Linked DNA regions of Mus musculus: region 2 is linked to region 1. The links are chromatin contacts, found by Hi-C or POLR2A ChIA-PET in ENCODE. All regions are on one chromosome and are shown on one strand. The core of a region is the stretch at or near the end of the contact, and the rest is flanking DNA. Distances in the headings are between cores, read along the strand shown. Region 1 overlaps Slc28a1 (solute carrier family 28 (sodium-coupled nucleoside transporter), member 1). Region 2 holds the start of Pde8a (phosphodiesterase 8A).

Evidence for each region. Hi-C counts contacts between places; a loop is a spot of excess contacts on that map. ChIA-PET counts read pairs that join two places held with the same protein, here RNA polymerase II (POLR2A).
Region 2: POLR2A ChIA-PET joins it to region 1 with 14 read pairs in embryonic stem cell. The contact joins the promoter of Pde8a here to the enhancer-like site in region 1. A Hi-C loop is called at or near these places in 10 of 37 maps with a recorded cell type or tissue (T-helper 17 cell, T-helper 2 cell, gastrocnemius and 2 more). POLR2A ChIA-PET finds 5 or more read pairs at or near these places in 3 of 5 experiments (all embryonic stem cell).

Annotation. Positions count from the first base shown.
Region 1 is chr7:81,153,871-81,156,406 of GRCm38, reverse strand. All of the region lies in intron 11 of Slc28a1 (solute carrier family 28 (sodium-coupled nucleoside transporter), member 1), which reads right to left. Among named protein-coding and RNA genes, the nearest start is that of Slc28a1, 40 kb to the right of the region's middle. Within about 2 kb of position 1,271, at least 1 of the 3 ENCODE cell types and tissues checked has a DNase peak (open chromatin) inside an H3K27ac peak, as active enhancers do; it is heart, where a contact is called at or near this core.
Region 2 is chr7:81,212,001-81,214,536 of GRCm38, reverse strand. It overlaps Pde8a (phosphodiesterase 8A), which reads right to left and starts at 1,272. Exons shown (of 22, transcript NM_008803.3): 1 at 449-1,272. The coding sequence starts at 622.

The DNA.
Region 1 (2,536 bases), core at 22-2,521:
TCCTGAGTACAGGATCTTGCAAATCCTTGTTTCCCTTGAGGGGCAAATCAATAGGAAACATGAGTGACCAACTCCTGAATGTTACCATGACCAGCCTGGGTTCAAGACCTCTGCACTGAGAGACCAGCTTGTTTGGATTTGCAGAGAAAGTTGGTATCTATCCTAGAGCCTTTGGAACAACAGCATAATTGGAAATGTATGTGGAGGTCATAATGAAATGATTCAGTCAAGTGACACTTGGTGCTGTGTGACAAAAGAGAAGACCTAGGCTGGCACTGTCCAATACAAACTCAACAGAGACCATATCTGTAATTTCACTCCTGCTACATTCTTTAGATTCAGTCTTGTGTAGCCCAGGCTAACCTCAACGTTGCTATGCAGTTGATGGTGACCTCAAGTTTGTGGTCCTTCTTCTTTACCTCCCAGGTGATGGGCCTACATAGCATGTAACACCACCCAGAAAAGCACCAACACGGTTACTGTGGCCAGCAGTCACATGTTTAAAAGTGCAAAGAAAGCCAGGCTGGGGGTACCAGTCTGTAACACTGACTATTTGGGAGGCAGAAGCAGGAGGTCACCAGTTCAAGGGCGGTCTAAGTAACTTAGTTAGACATTAAGAAAAAAAGGGGGGACTTAGCTCAGTGGTACAGGGCTTGCCTAGCATTTGGGATTGAGGCCCTGGGTTTGCTCTTGAGCAGTGAAGAAAGAATACTGGACACCTCATCTTAAACTGCCCATGTTTCAAGTACTCAGGAGTTCATGGCTACTGTGTTGGACAGGTCCTGCTACTATCCAAATACCTGCAATAGAAAGGATGTGGCCAAGGGTCAGAGGCTGAGCCACAAAGAGAAATCTGTGGACTGAGGGGACCATTGAGATGGCTCAGTAGGTAAGAGCACTTGTCATAACAAGCCCTGGTTCAATCCCCAGAACCCACGGTGGAGGGAGAGAACTGACTCCCTCCTACCCACACAAGCGTGCCTCTGACACGTGTGCCCCTGTGCTCATACACAAGCAATATAGTAAAAACGCTTTGGAAATAAAGAGACCATGAACTGGGAGTGTGGCTCAATGGCTTGCCTAGCATATATGGGGTCCTGAGTTTAAAAGCCAGCTGTACAAAACAAAGGAAAAGAACCTGGGAGGCTCCTTGGGAAGGCAGTGACAGCTAAGGCCCGGCAGGGGGCAGAAGAGAGCCTCTCTGCAGCCAGGGACAGAAGAAGTAGAGCGGAAGGTCCCTCTGTTAGGTGCTTTCCCAGACCCTGCTATGGCTGCCGCCTGGGGCTTTCCCTCTGTAGATCAGACTGGCCTCAAACTCAGAGATCTGCCAACCTCTGCCTCCCAAGAGCTGGAATCAAAGGTGTGTGCCACCACCTCCTTTGGCTTTATTTTATTTCTTTTAGTGTGGTAAGATACCTCCTTGCCTTTTAAGTCCCAGTTAATGACTAGAGGTGTCTGCAAAGCTCATGTGTCTAGAAAGAACACGGGGTGATTTTTAAAACAGATCACAAGGCCCAGAGCAAAGTTAAGATGTTTAAAGACCTTAAGATATGCAGGTAGCGTGTATATATGTCACTATTAAACCGTTTTACCAACAAAGTTTGGGGTTTCAAATTTCCTATGTTTAGGGTTTTTTTCTTTGATTTTTGAGGCAAAATAGCCTTCAGTTCTACATATAGTTAATGACCAAGGACTTCTGATCTTCCTGCCTATGCCTCCCAAGTGCTAGGATTACAGCTCTTTTTATTTTATTTTTTAAAAGATTTTAAAATTTATTTTTATTATATGTAAGTACACTGTAGCTGTCTTCAGACACCCCAGAAGAGGGCATCAGATCTCATTACAGATGGTTGTAAGCCACCATGTGGTTGCTGGGATTTGAACTTTGGACCTTCAGAAGAGCAGTCAGGTGCTCTTACCCACTGAGCCATCTCACCAGCCCCTGAGCTCTTTTTAAAAAATGAAATTGGGGCTGGAGAGATGACTTAGTGGTAAAGAGCAGTGACTGCTCTTCCAGAGATCCTGAGTTCAATTCCTGGCAACTGCATGGTGGCTCACAACCATCTGTAATGGGATCTGATGCCCTCTTTTGGTGTGTCTGAAGACAGCTACAGTGTATGTAAGATACATAAAATAAATAAATAATTTCAAGAAAAAGTAATATAAATAATATAAATAAATAATTTCAAGAAAAAAAAGAAAAAGAAAAAATGTGTACACATACACACACACAAGTAAATTTTTTCTCTGCCTATGTGAATTTAGGGTCCAATTTGTAATACTGGATTGGCCCATGAGAGGATTATGATATACATCATTTAGGAGGGCAGATCCCCAGGGAAAGCCTATGGAAAACTGAGCATGAAATTTGGAGTCAGATCTGGGTTCAGATCCTGGCTTTAACCATTAATTTATTCTCTGAGCCTCAATTTGCTTATCTATAAAACGGGGATATTAAAGCACCCAGCATAGTGCCTGATACATAATATGAGCTTAGTAAATGGAATTCTGGGAATCTGACCCAGGGGCCATTTGA
Region 2 (2,536 bases), core at 23-2,522, 58 kb before region 1:
CCAGGTTACATTTCAATGGCCCCCAAAAAAGTGGAAAAGTGAAACTGCTTGTGCAATGAGAGGACAGAGGTTGGGATAAGCTAGGCAGGGGGTGAGGGGGGGGGGGAACTGGTGGCATCTAAGACCCTTCCCAGTGCGGACAACCCTTGCCTTTCTACTCTGGGAATGCCAGAGCAAAGTGCACTCTGGTTTACCATGTCAGGAACGTGCCGGGGATATCCCGGGTCCCCCACCCACCCCGCTGGGAGAAAACTGACTCGCCGCGTCCGACCCCGGCCGGGAAGGAACGGACACGGCGGATCCCGCGGCGCCGCGTCATAGCCCTGTTAAGCCTCGGTCCGCGACAGCCCGCAAACGCGGGCGGCTGGCGTCGGTCAACGCCAGGGCGGCTGCCTAGAGGGCCCCCAGTGCCCCGCGTTTGTTTCCCCGCCCTCCCAGTGCGGCTCACCTTCGAGGCGCCGTTATCCCGAGGCTGAGGCTCCACGAGCCCGGGCGCGGTCGACCATCGCTGAATAGATCTCGGCGCGGGGCCCGGGACGTCCACGTCCACGTCCTCGTCCTCGCCGTCGCTGTGGCTAAACGTTCGGTTTTCGGAAGTGTGGATGCTCGGGGCGCAGCCCATACTGGCGGCGGCGGCACCGCGGACTCGCTGGCGGGCAGCCGCGATCCGGTCAGCAAACGGCCCGCCCGGCGCCTCGGGGCCGCCGCGGGCGCCGTGTCATCGCGGCCTGAGCGGGCGGGCGGGCAGGCGGGTGGGCGGCGGCGGCAAGCGCGGGTCTCGCGTCAGGAAGCGCGGCCGCCCCTTTTATTGCGCTGCGGGCGCGGCGGCCGTGGGGAGGGGGCGCTGGGGCGAGAGGCGCGCCGCGGACGCCCCTCCGAACATGCCCTTCCTGAGGCGGGAGCCGCCGCTGTCTCCCTCACATCGCCGCGCGCGCCGCAGCCGCCGCGCTTCCGGGGAAATGTCGGGGGTGGAGATTTGCGCTCTCGCCACCGGGAGCCGCGAGCCCGCGCCGCGTTTGCACCGCCGCCCTCGCCTCGTCTGACTCTCGAGGAAACGGGCGCTCGCTCGCCTGGCGGTGCCTCTCCTCGGCCCGGCGGACGGCTGGGTGAGCGCCCCTAGTCGGGCTACCGTAGGGGAGCCCAGCCCTCGGCGCCCGCACTCCGAGCTGGGGACCCGCTCGCTGACGGAGCGAGCGCCTCGACTCCGGTCGGGCCGCGCCGTCGAGAAGCGCCGAGGCGGCTGCGCGAGCCAGGAGTTGAGCATCCGAGACTCCCGCTCCGTGCTCCGGACCGCGTCTTGCGGGCAACTCGCCGCGCCCAGCCCCCAGCGGTGACCTCCAGCGGCTGCTGGCGTCAATGCAAAGCAGCTGGGGCGCCCGCCGCCCGCTCCCTGTACCGCCCGTCCAAGAGCATGCGCGGCCGCGACCGCAGGGGCACCTAGCCAGCCCGTCCGGAGAAAGGAAAGGACTTGCTGAAGGATACAGAGCCATTCTGCTTCAGGGGCTACCGAGTTCGTTCACTGTCAGGTCACTGTGTTTGAGATTTGGAGCTATCGTCCGTTAAGAGACCAGTTGGAAGGACCTCAGTCCGAAGCGTTCCGAAGTCCATGGGGAACTACACTCCAGGTCCCAGGCGTTATTACCAGGGATAGCCCTTGCTCCAAGACCTGGCACGTCACGCCTCTGGTTGCACTCAGACCTGTGGGACTGCAATATTTCGAAGTTGGTTAGGGAAAGCCGGTCCTCTTAACCAAAGGACGATTCCAGGTTCGACAGTCCCAAGGATCCGAACCAAATGAAGAGTTGTGCGTCCGTCCAGCAGGGATCAGAACTGCAGCCCCCCAAGTGCTACCAGATAGCTAGCTGTGTGACTCCAGATGAGTCTCTTAACCTCTCGGTAGCTGAAACTGGAGGGCGACGCCCCTGGGTGTGCATCTGATACCCAGAGCCAGCCACTTCGAGGGCCTTCCCGCCCTTCTTTGCTCTCTAGGTCCACCGGGACCCTGGCGGGACCGGGACGTAGCTTCCTTTCCTCAGTCCACACCTTTCCTACACGCACCCGGGTGCGACCCTGAGTGGCTGAGACTCCTGCCCGCGGACTGGCTACTGTTAAGACCCGGAGATGTGCTCCGGGCTGAAGTCCCTGCTGTGACAGACACAGGTGCTTGGTCCCTGTGGCAGCTGCAACGTCCTTGAGCATCGATCTTCGCCACCAAAGGAGGATACAGGGCGGCTTCCGGAGCGGATAAGGCTGGAGCAGCTTTAGAAACTGGTTCTCTTTTCTGGCCTTTGGCACGCGGCTCCTTTGTCAAGTTAAAGCACGCTGTCCTATAAAAATATGACTGGCTCCTCCAAGGTGTCTTGAAAAACAGGAAAAGTTTTTGTACTGACACCCGTTATTCCACCCAGTCTGTGGTGTTTTCAACTAGCAGTCTTAGAGGGTAGATTTTTTGTTTTGTTTTTTTTTGTTTTGTTTTGTTTTTTTTCAGCTGGTAGCTGGATCCCTAGAGAAATTGCCTTTAGCCAAGATGCACGTA